Linked DNA regions of Homo sapiens: region 2 is linked to region 1. The links are chromatin contacts, found by Hi-C or POLR2A ChIA-PET in ENCODE. All regions are on one chromosome and are shown on one strand. The core of a region is the stretch at or near the end of the contact, and the rest is flanking DNA. Distances in the headings are between cores, read along the strand shown.

What was found. A loop is a pair of places that touch in the nucleus more often than their neighbours do. ChIA-PET counts read pairs that join two places held with the same protein, here RNA polymerase II (POLR2A). Pooled maps may share reads with other maps.
Region 2: a loop to region 1 is called in a pooled map, with 6 times the contacts of the local background. The contact joins the promoter of PTGES3 here to the promoter of PRR13 in region 1. A Hi-C loop is called at or near these places in 5 of 50 pooled maps. POLR2A ChIA-PET finds 5 or more read pairs at or near these places in 2 of 52 experiments (Panc1 and activated CD4-positive, alpha-beta T cell).

Annotation. Positions count from the first base shown.
Region 1 is chr12:53,438,464-53,444,085 of GRCh38, reverse strand. PRR13 (proline rich 13) reads right to left here and starts at 2,352. Exons shown (of 4, transcript NM_018457.4): 1 at 2,294-2,352; 2 at 1,353-1,391; 3 at 313-695. The coding sequence starts at 1,371. RefSeq lists a silencer at 2,355-2,504 and enhancers at 2,795-2,884, 2,615-3,380.
Region 2 is chr12:56,683,670-56,689,582 of GRCh38, reverse strand. It overlaps PTGES3 (prostaglandin E synthase 3), which reads left to right and starts at 1,299. Exons shown (of 8, transcript NM_006601.7): 1 at 1,299-1,585. The coding sequence starts at 1,584. RefSeq lists enhancers at 363-412, 889-1,414, 1,913-2,032, 2,143-2,192, 5,420-5,499 and silencers at 1,063-1,252, 3,639-3,698.

The DNA of each region.
Region 1 (5,622 bases), core at 1,103-3,602:
GAATATGCACCTGGCGGGAGGGGAGCAAAAGTTCTGGGAGAGTAGGGCAGAAAAGATTTGGCTTTTGATTCTAAAATCCATTCTAAGGCTCACCCTAACTCCCCCCAGATAGGAGAAGCCTGATGTTTATTTTCAAGATAATCAGATTCTTCCCAGTAGCAATCTTTTATAAAAAGGAAGAATCATCTACCAGAGCGACACAATTGTCATCCCTCACGTCCACAGAATGTGAATCCCCCTCACCCAACCCCTGCCTACCTAGTCCCTCTGAGGGGGGACTCCTTCCCTAGCCAGTCTCCAGAGGGTACTGACCTTGCCATGCTTGTGGTACTTGTGGTGCTTTTGGTGCTTGTGCATCTTTTTATGAGCTTTCTTCATTTTCTTCTGCATCTTCTTGTCTACTATCACTGCTGGTCCAACCATGCCAGGAGCCAAGGGATTCACAGGAGGGATTCCAGGGGCAGGCGGTGGGTATGGAGGAGGGTAGGGACCCAACGGTTGGCATCCTGGATACCCTGGCTGTGGCACAGGATGAGGGGGCCCACCTGGGGGGAAAGCTGGATTGCCATGGGGAGCTCCTGGGGGAGGAGGACAGGGGCCTGGGGGAAAGGGTGGATTAATAGGTGGTGGGTGGGCAGGATTGGAACCTCCAGGGCACCCAATATTGGGGGGATATGGATTTGGCCCTGGCTGCCCTGGTGGAAGAAGCAGAGAATAAACATTAGAATTCCCCAGAGTCTCCAACAACAAACAACAAAAAGAAAGAGATTCTTTCTCACTCAATACTTAAAGGGAAACGGAAAGATGACAAAGAAGAATGGAGGGTAGGGGAGACAAACTTGAGTTGGGGAGAAAAGGGGGAATGTCCCTGGAAGGGCTAGGGAGAGGAGGGAGACAGTGAACTCTGAGGAAGACAAAAGCACTGGTCAGTCCAGGCGCGGTGGCTCACGCCTGTAATCCCAGCACTTTGGGAGGCCGAGGTGGACAGATCTCATGAGGCCATGAGTTTGAGACCAGCCTGGCCAAATTGTGAAACCCCCATCTCTACTAAAAATACAAAAAGTAGCCGGGCGTGATAGCATGCGTCTGTAATCTCAGCTACTCCAGAGGCTGAAACAGGAGAATCGCTTGAACCCAGGAGGCGGAGGTTGCAGTGAGCCTGGGCAACAGAGACTCCATCTCAAAAAATAAATAAATTAAATTAAATTAAAAAGCACTGGTCAGCTCTAGACTAAGGACTTTGCTTTTGCGGGTACAGCAGGTCGGGGGTAGGGGAGCTGATACAGAAACTTCCTGTTATAGAGCCCATCAGAAAAAGGGTTAGGGGTGGAACAGAACCCCCAAACACCTACCGGCATTGGGATTCCACATGTTTAGGTGTGTCCTCCAGCCTGAGGAGAAAGAAATGAGGCAAAAAAGATGACGGTCTAGAGGTAGGAAGTGGACTTAGCACCGGAGCCCAGCCCTAACGTCTTCCACCCCACAGTAGGCTCTCCTACCTGGAGAACTACCACAACTTCCACATAAGAAATGTCTCTTTTCTGGCTGGGCGCGGTGGCTCACGCCTGTAATCCCAGCACTTTGGGAGGCCGAGGCGGGTGGATCACGAGGTCAAGAGTTCGAGACCAGCCTGGCCAACATCGTGAAACCCCGTCTCTACTAAAAATCTAAAAATTAGCCGGGCGCGGTGGCGGGCACCTGTAATCCCAGTTATTCGGGAGGCTGAGTCAGGAAAATTGCTTGAACCCGGGAGGCAGAGGTTGCAGTGAGCCGAGACCGCGCCACTGCACTCTAGCCTGGGCGACGGAGCAAGACACCGTCTCAAAAAGAAAAGAAAAGAAAAGAAATGTCTCTTTCCACTTGTTTCTTCGCCCTCAATACCTACTTGGTTCCTAACACAGGAATCTAGTTCCCAGGGCCCCTCCACCCAGGTGGAAGCGTCTAACTCTTCGGAAGTAGGCAGTACCCGCGAGTCTCGGCCCCACCATCACTCATCTCCCTTTCCCTGGAACTGAGTACGGAGGCCTTTAACCACGCACAGAGTAAGAAAGGATCTCAAACAACTTTCTCTCTCCCTGGGGAGGACCCCACCTCAGGCTAAAAAAAGGATACGCCTCGAGGCGAAGTAAGAAGGAAGTTGCCCAAGAACCTCAAATACTTAAATATGTGGACACAGCCCCCTTCCTCCAAAAAAGAAAAAAGGCAAATGAAGATCCTAGCCCCAAGCTGCGAAGAGACTCTTGACCTAGCAAGGGGAAAAGGAAAAACCTATGGAATCCAGATACCCCATCACCTTTCCACCGCCGCCTGGGCTTGCTGCGTTCTCCTTCGCAGTCTCGGCTCTTCCTAGTCACCCAGACCCCGTGCTTCGGCACCCGCCTCTGCTACTGCCTAATTGGTAATTATGTGGCCGCTCGACTGATGATTAGACAACAAACTAATCAATCACTCTGGTCCGACTGAGGAGGAAACGGTTGCTCTAGGGGCGGAGCGGAGCCCTTTACGGCTAGGCCAGTACCGAGAAGCCGGAAATCTCCTGGGGGCGGGGCTAGGCGGAGAGCGCTGGAGGGGGCGGGGCCAGCTGCTGGGCAAAGTCCTAGAGACACCGAGAAGAAACTCTTCCCTTGCTCTCTTACCTCATGGTTCACTGGGTGCAATACCTTGTAAAATGAATACACTATGGTAAGTGTTGTAATACAGATATAGACAGAGTTCTCGGCAAGGGCAGAAGAGCTGCTGAGTCCCAGCCCCAAGCCTCAATGTTCCCGGCTCCGTCTTACACTCGCAAGGGAAGCAAACAAACATTCTTGCGGAAGATACAGAGATTTCATAATCTCTCCCAGGATTCCCTCTCTCAATTGCATAGCTCCGCCATCTGTCAAGTAGCCTAAACCAGAAACCAAGGAGGGCGTCCGTGATCCCTCTGCCTCCTTCACCTCCCTTACCCCAAATTATCAGTTTTGTCTCTCAAATATATCTGGAATCTCTCCACTTCTCTCTGTCTTCCCTGCTCCAAACCTCCCATCATCTGTCGCCTGGATTCATCTCTCCCCTGAATTGCTACAATGGCCTCCCTACAATGGCCTCCCTTTTTTTTTTTTTTTTTTTTTTTGAGACGGAGTCTCGCTCTGTCACGAGGCTGGAGTGCAGTGGTGCGACCTCGGCTCACTGCAACCTCCGCTTCCCGGGTTCAAGCGATAATCCTGCCTCAGCCTCCGAAGTAGCTGGGACTACAGACGCGGCTAATTTTTCTATTTTTTAGTAGAGATGGGATTTCACCATGTTGGCCAGGATGGTCTCGCTCTCTTGACTTCGTGATCTGCCCGCCTCGGCCTCCCAAAGTGCTGGGATTATAGGCGTGAGCCACCGTACCCAGCCTTTAAAAAAAAAAAAAAAATACAAGTGGCCGGGCGCAGTGGCTCACGCCTGTAATCCCAGCACTTTGGGAGGCCGAGGCAGGCGGATCACAAGGTCAGGAGTTCGAGACCAGCCTGGCCAATATGGTAAAACCCCGTTTCTACTAAAAATACAAAAATTAGCCGGGCGTGGTGACATGTGCCTGTAATCCCAGCCACTTGAGAGGCTGAGGCAGGAGAATCGCTTGAACCCGGGAGGTTGCAGTGAACCGAGATCACGCCATAGCACTCCAGCCTGGGCAACAGAGCGAGACTCCATCTCAAAAAAAAAAAGAAAGAAAGAAAGAAAGAAAGTGAGCTAGGCATGGTGGCACATACCTGTAATCCCAGCTAGTGGGAAGGCTGAGGCATGAGAATCGCTTGAACCTGGGAGGGAGAGGGTGCAGTGAGCCAAGATCATGCCACTGCACTCCAGACTAAGCAACAGAGCAGGACTCTGTTTCAAAAAAAAAAAAAAAAAAAAGTGGGATACAAAAAAATTTAAGACAATAAATTTTATGCCAAATATGTCATATTAAACTAAAGCATTTGAAATATTTTAAACTTTTTTTCTTTTAATTTTTATTTTTAGTGCTGGGGTACATGTGCATGATGTGCAGGTTTGTTACATAGTTAAATGTGTGCCATGCTGGTTTGCTGCACAAATTTTGCTGCACCAATAAACCCATCAGCTAGGTATTAAGCCCAGCATGCATTAGCTATTTTTCCTAATATTCTCACTCCCCTGACCCTACCCCCCAACAGGCCCCAGTGTGTGTTGTTCCCCTCCTTGTGTCCATGTGTTCTTACTGTGTAGCTCCCACTTGAGTGAGAACATGTTCCTGCATGAGTTTGCTGAGGTTAATGGCTTCCAGCTTCATCCATGTCCCTATAAAGGACATGATCTCATTCCTTTTTATGGCTACATAGTATTCCATGGTATATATGTACCACAGTTTTTCAGTCTATTGTTGATGGGCATTTGGATTAATTCCATGTCTTTGCTATTGTGAATAGTGCTACAGTGAACATACACATGCATGTATGTTTGTAATAGAATGATTTATATTCCTTTGGGTATACACCCAGTAATGAGATTGCTGGGTCAAATGGTATTTCTGGTTCTAGATCTTTGAGGAATCGCCACATCGTCTTCCACAATGGTTGAACTAATTTACACTCCCACCAACAGTGTAAAAATGTTCCTATTTCTCCACAACCTTGCCAGCATCTGGATTTTGGTTTTGGGTTTTTTTTTTTTTTTGAGACTGAGTCTTGCTCTGTCGCCCAGGCTGAAGTGCAGTGGCAGGATCTCAGCTCACTGCAACCTCTGCCTCCCGGGTTCAAGCGATTCTCCTGCCTCAGCCTCCCGAGTAGCTAGAATTACAGGTGCCTGCCGCCACACCTGCCATATATATATACATATATATATTTGTATTTTTAGTAGAAACAGGGTTTCACCATGCTGGCCAGGGTGGTTTCAAACTCCTGACCTCAAGTGATTCACTCACCCTTGGCCTCCCAAAGTGCTAGGGTTACAGGCATGAGCCACCAGGCCTGGCCTGTTATTTCTTGACTTTTTAATAATCACCATTCTGACTGGCATGAGATAGTATCTCATTATGGTTTTGATTTACATTTCTCTAATGTTCAGTGATGTTGAGCTTTTTTTCATGTTTGTTGGCTGCATATCTTCTTTTTTTTTTTTTTTTTTTTTTTTTTTGAGACGGAGTCTCTCTCTGTCGCCCGGGCTGGAGTGCAGTGGCGGGATCTCGGCTCACTGCAAGCTCCGCCTCCCGGGTTCACGCCATTCTCCTGCCTCAGCCTCCCAAGTAGCTGGGACTACAGGCGCCCGCCACTACGCCCGGCTAATTTTTTGTATTTTTTAGTAGAGACGGGGTTTCACCGTTTTAGCCGGGATGGTCTCGATCTCCTGACCTCGTGATCCGCCCGCCTCGGCCTCCCAAAGTGCTGGGATTACAGGCGTGAGCCACCGCGCCCGGCCGGCTGCATATCTTCTTTTGAGAAATGTCTGTTAATGTCCTTTGCCCCCCCCTTTTTTTTTTGAGACGGAGTCTCGCCCTGGCCCCGTTGTCCAGGCTGGAGTGCAGTGGCACGATCTTGGCTCACTGCAAGCTCCGCCTCCCAGGTTCGCACCATTCTCCTGCCTCAGCCTCCCGAGTAGCTGGGACTACAGGCACCCGCCACCGTGCCTGGCTAATTTTTT
Region 2 (5,913 bases), core at 50-2,549, 3.2 Mb before region 1:
CTTTTTTTTTTTTTTTTTGACACAGGGTCTCACTCTGTCGCCCAAGTTGGAGTGCTCACTGCAACCTCCGCCTCCCGGGTTCGGGGTTCGAGCTATCCTCCCGCCTCATACTAGCTAGTATTTGGCATTACAGGCAAGTGCCACCACGCCCTGCTAATTAGTATTTTTAGTAGAGATGGGGTTTCACCATGTTGGGTGGGCTGGTCCTGAACTCCTGACCTCAGGTGATCCGCCCACCGAACTTCCCAAAGTACTGGGATTATAGGCGTGAGCCACGGGCGCCCCGCCCAATTTCCCTTTTTAATGGCATTTGAGCTAGGGTCCAGGTTTCGTAGCTCCCACTACCTGTCCTGCACAACACAGACACTAAATACCTTAGTGCTTATTATGAAGCCCCGTTCTTCAGAAAGGTTTTATAGCACTTTCGTTAAACCTCCTTCCTGTTCAAAATGCAGCGCACTAGAGTATTTTTCCCCAATCCACCGTTAAGCGGCTTCTTCTTAAGCAGGACTGTTTTGGGTCTCTTGGTTGCTACCCCTACTACACCCTACTAATATGTTGCACAAAGCGACGGGGAACCCCTTCTCCCCCAAACGATGTGCGTGGAAACACACAATGTCCTACTCTCTCCATTCCCAGAAACCTAGACTCTCCCCTCAAATACCTTTCCTGGCTCATCTACAGCACTAAGGTCTCAAGGTAGGGGCAAAAGCCCGCCCCAATTGGCAAATGCTCCTCCTCCGCCAAGAACCTCGAATTTCCGCTGTCCCTGGACAGAGCCTCCAACCTTCAGAAAAATGGCGAGGTGGACCCAGGCCCTTGATTCTGAAGTGAGCCCTTTTCCACAGCACAGGCTTTTTACAGGTTTTTGTGGTGGAATGATGACTCAGTGAGCTGATTTACTCCCTCAAGAGTAACCAACGCGCCATTTCAGTTCTCCAGGATCCCGACTCCGTGTCCCTCCGCCTCAGCCTTGCCTCCCACTGTCAACGCAACCGTTTCTCAGAGAAATCGCCGAAGGCGCATGGCAGGGCAGTTGGGCCACTAACGGTTTTCTAACGCGAGAAGACAGAGCGGGAGGAGAGGCGGGAACGCGTAGGGACTAGCAGGGGGCGGAGTGGGGGTGGGGTGGCGGACGAAGGGCGGGGCCGGCGCCAGGAAGGATCGCGAAGGAGCTGGGAGGCCCCGCCCTTTCCGTAGATATCTCTAGAAAGCCGCGCCGGAGCCCAAAAACAAGGACTGCGCACGCGCGGCGGCAAGGCCCGGGCATTTTGCTGCGTCACCAGCCGCCGCCCGGCCTCACCACCCCTCGTTTGCACGCACGCACGTTCATTCTCCGTCCTCGCGCCCCTTTTCCTACACTTTCCTCTTCTCCCCGACCGGAGGAGCCGCTCTTTCCGCGCGGTGCATTCTGGGGCCCGAGGTCGAGCCCGCCGCTGCCGCCGTCGCCTGAGGGAAGCGAGAAGAGGCCGCGACCGGAGAGAAAAAGCGGAGTCGCCACCGGAGAGAAGTCGACTCCCTAGCAGCAGCCGCCGCCAGAGAGGCCCGCCCACCAGTTCGCCCGTCCCCCTGCCCCGTTCACAATGTGAGTGCGACACCCCGCCGAGGGAAGGTCGCCGAGTGAGGCCGAGGCCGCGTTGGGGGCTCCCTGGAAGCGGCCCCCTAGCCTTTCTCGCATCGGTGGTGGCAGTCGTTCCTGCCTGGGGGCGGGAGGTCCAGGATCCTTGTTCCGGTTACCGTTGGCGGGTGGAGGACATTTTTCCTCCAGATGTCTGCTTCCCCCACCCCTGAACCGTTCCTTGGCTTCCCCATGCCGGAAATCCTACTTTTACCCCTTTGGCTGTCTGGGTTACTCGCCTCTTTCGGTAACTTCACCCTAGGCCTTAAGCTCCCGGTAGCTGCTCGCCATGCGGCGCCCTGAAGCGTGAACCTTCGTGGGTCGCCTCTCGGCTGCTTGGGCGCTCCGGTTCTGTTGCTTTGTGGTCCCGGGGCCAGGCCCTGAGTCGAGTGCACCTGTGGTGGGTGCCGCCAGGTGCCTGGCGGAGCTCCTGGGAGAGCCCCACGCGGACCTCGCCGTGAGCTGCAGGTACTGCTAGGCAACTAGAAGGAAGCCATGCCCACGCCGCAACATACTTCCCTCTCCAGTGTCTGGGTTTCTTGAGTGTGGGTACTTCCAGTCCGCCTCCTAACTCCAGTCTCTTGAAAACACGGGAGGTTGCCAAAACTCAGCCGCTTCCCTGGCAGCGAGGAGGAGTTACCATTGAGCAGGTAGTTCCGCACGTGTCGACTTTGGAAAGATACGGACATTTTCTGTGTTTCATGTTCTACTTGAGGTGAGGTTTCACTATCTTGTTACAGTGTAGGATGAAATAGGTATGTAGTAGGCATTTAATTAACCTACAGTCGTCCCAAAGATCTTAAATTTGTGTGGAGGTGAATACAGATTCTATGGCAGTCTTCATTTTACGATGATAAAGGAAAGCCTTGGCGATTTTAACCGGTAAGAATTCTTGGCACTGCCGCGTACAGTGGGAACTGCCGGTTTTACAGGGTTTTTTTTTTTTTTTTTTTTTTTTTGACGGGAGGTTATTTTTCAAGGTACTAACTACGTCCTAAAAGGTATGGAGAACAATTAAGGTGGAACCTTTTTTTTCTTTTGTTTTAGACTCCATTCAGAAGAGAGAAGAGGGGAGTGACTTTATGTCTTTGGAAAAGTAATAAGGATTTGCTTGATTCAAGTCATGATACTGAGGCTGAGTATATTGGCTAGAAATCTAAAGGGATGCGTGAGGCTGAAGCGAGTTTATCACTGGGAACAAGCTTCTAGAGCACAGCATGTTAGAATTTTTGAAGGAGCCCCCTCCCCGAAAGTGATACGTAATCGGGGTTTTAAAAAATTTGAATTAGGCTGGGCGCGGTGGCTCACAACTGTGATCCCAGCACTCTGAGAGGCCGAGGCGGGCGGATCACCTGAGGTCGGGAGTTCGAGACCAGACTGACCAACATGGAGAAACCGCGTCGCTGCAAAAATACAAAAAAAATTAGCCGGGCGTGGTGGCACATGCCTGTAATCCCAGCTACTCGGGAGGCTGAGGTTAGGAGAATCGCTTGAATCTGGGAGGTGGAGGTTGCGGTGAGCCGAGATCATGCCATTGCACTCCAGCCTGGGCAACAAGAGTGAAAACCCGTCTCAAAATAAATAAATAAATTTGAATGTATATAAAATAGTTTTTGCTTTTCTATTTGAAAGCTCTCCTAAGTAATGTAGAAGGGACATCAGTCTTAACCTTTCATACTCTGAAAATCTGTAAGGGGAAATTTTTTGTCAGATGAGGCATTAAGCAGCTTTTAATAATAGAGCCAAACAACATATCTTTTCGCGAAAAGTATGTTTAAAATTGGCTTGAAGTAGAAGCATTTGATGGAGGCCACATGAGATATTTAAATAGGTAAGGAACGGCTATTACTAGGAAAGTAGATTTAAAAACTTGGGTGAAAAGTAAGTGTAAGGCCAGGCGCGGTGGCTCACGCCTGTAATCCCTATACTTGGGAGGCCGAGGCAGGCGGAACACGAGGTCAGGAGTTAGAGACCAGCCTGGCCAATATGGTGAAACCCCGTTTCTACTAAAAATACAAAAACTAGCTGGGTGTGGTGGTGCATGCCTGTAGTCCCAGCTACTCCGGAGGCTGAGGCAGGAGAATCGCTTGAACCCAGGAGGTGAAGGTTTCAGTGAGCAGAGATTGCGCCGTTGTACTCCAGCCTGGGCAATAGAGGGAGACTCCGTCTCAAAAAAAAAAAAAAAAAAAAAAAAGTAAGTGTAGCAGTAGAGAGACTATTCCAAAAAGTAGCCTCTCTAGTTAAAAAATAAAAATGCTACTTTCATGCCGGGCGGGGTGGCTCACTCCTGTAATCCCAGCACTTTGGGAGGCCGAGGCGGGTGGATCACGAGGTCAGGAGATCGAGACCATCCTGGCTAACACGGTGAAACCCCGTCTCTACTAAAAATACAAAAAATTAGCCGGGTGTGGTGGCGGGCGCCTGTGGTCCCAGCTACTTGGGAGGCTAAGGCAAGAGAATGGCTTGAACCCGGAAGGCGGAGCTTGCAGTGAGCGGCGATTGCGCCACTGTACTCCAGCCTGGGCGACACAGCGAGACTGTCTTAAAAAAAAAAAAAAAAAAAAAGAAAAGAAAAAATGCTACCTTCAAAACGAGTGATTCAATGCCACTTGAAGAGTGTTGGGCTGGGGGAAACAAGTGTTTTGAAGAGACCAGCTAAAATATTCTTTTAAAAATAATATATGCCGTTTAGTAAATTCTTCAGGGACTCTTAACAAGCTAAAGACTTAAATTTTAAAATGAAAGTTGTAAGTCAGTTATTTGAAGTGGAAGAAGCCTTTAATGGGTCGTCATCCAGTCTTAAGAATCTGGCTGATAAGGGTTTATTTTGTTGATAACTTGTTTTAAAAGTGTTTTTTTTGGAGACAGGGTCTTCCTCTGTCACCCAGGCTGGAGTGCAGCTGCAACCTCTACCTCCCGGGCTCAAGCGATCCTCCTTGCCTCAGTCTCCCGAGTAGCTGGGACTGCAGGCAAGCACCACCATGCCTGGCTAATAAATTTTTTTTAAGCTCTGGGGAGAGAGAGATTTATGCTGGGTGTCTTAAAGGCTTGGGAGTGTGTTTTCTCATTTGATTTACTCATTTGCTCTTCAGCGATTTCGTAGTTACATTTCTTTAAATCCTAAGTTATAAAAGTTTGTCTCATAATTTACATAAAAGCTCTTAATTTCGGACCTATCTTGGAGAAGGCTGGGATTTTTAGGACCTTCCCCCACTTAAGATTTTCCGCTTAACTAACCTTGCCAGAGGGTGCTACTTCGCATTTTCTTTTTGAATCATTGTCGTTCGACCGATTAAAAATAGAGAAAAAGTAAAATGTTTTATTTATTTTAGAGATGTTGGAAGTTGTTGTTTTTCCTGTCTAATGTCTTGTATATAATTAGGAAGTTGTCCAGAAACTTGCGTCTCTGATTTTGGTAAAAATCTTCCTGTCATTCAGCTGTGTAGGAACGAATCTCCAAAATAAAATTGTCCATCTTTAGCCTGCAAAACAAATTGTCGTAGTGAACATATGCTATATTGTTAATTGCTATAACTTGAGTATCTGATGGTGGGTGGCCTTTGTTCAGTATTGATTTCCTGTGCACTGTAACCTGGCAACTGGATTTTTAATTTTTCTTCCTGTGTTCAGTTAGACTTTAACTAGAAGGCAGTAGAAACTGGAAGTGAAAAATTTCTTGAGTGCAAGCCAGTGTTTTATTGCTAAATTAAGATTCTCCTGACTAATTGGATTTTCTCGGTTTAAAAATCTACAAGCTATCATTTTTGGGTCTTGTGGTTAGCGATTGTCTCTTTTCAGGGGAAAAAAAACCTTTGTAAATATCAACTGTTCAGAACCAATCTCGCTGTTAAACACCTAAGATCATATTTACGTGAGCTCAAAAAATACTCTAGTGAGCATATTTTGCTATGGAAATAGTGTATTGAACTTTTTACTATTTACTGTGTGGATCGGCAATTACAGTTTTGGGGTTTTTTTTGTTTGTTTTTTTTGTTTTTTTTTTTTTTGAGACGGAGTTTCGCTGTCGCCCAGGCTGGAGTGCAGTGGCGCGATCTCGGCTCACTGCAGGCTCCGCCCCCTGGGGTTCACGCCATTCTCTTGCCTCAGCCTCCCGAGTAGCTGGGACTACAGGCACCCGCCACCTCGCCCGGCTAATTTTTTGTATTTTTAGTAGAGACGGGGTTTCACCGTGTTAGCCAGAATGGTCTCGATCTCCTGATCTCGTGATCCGCCTGCCTCGGCCTCCCAAAGTGCTGGGATTACAGGCGTGAGCCACCGCGCCCGGCCCATAGTTT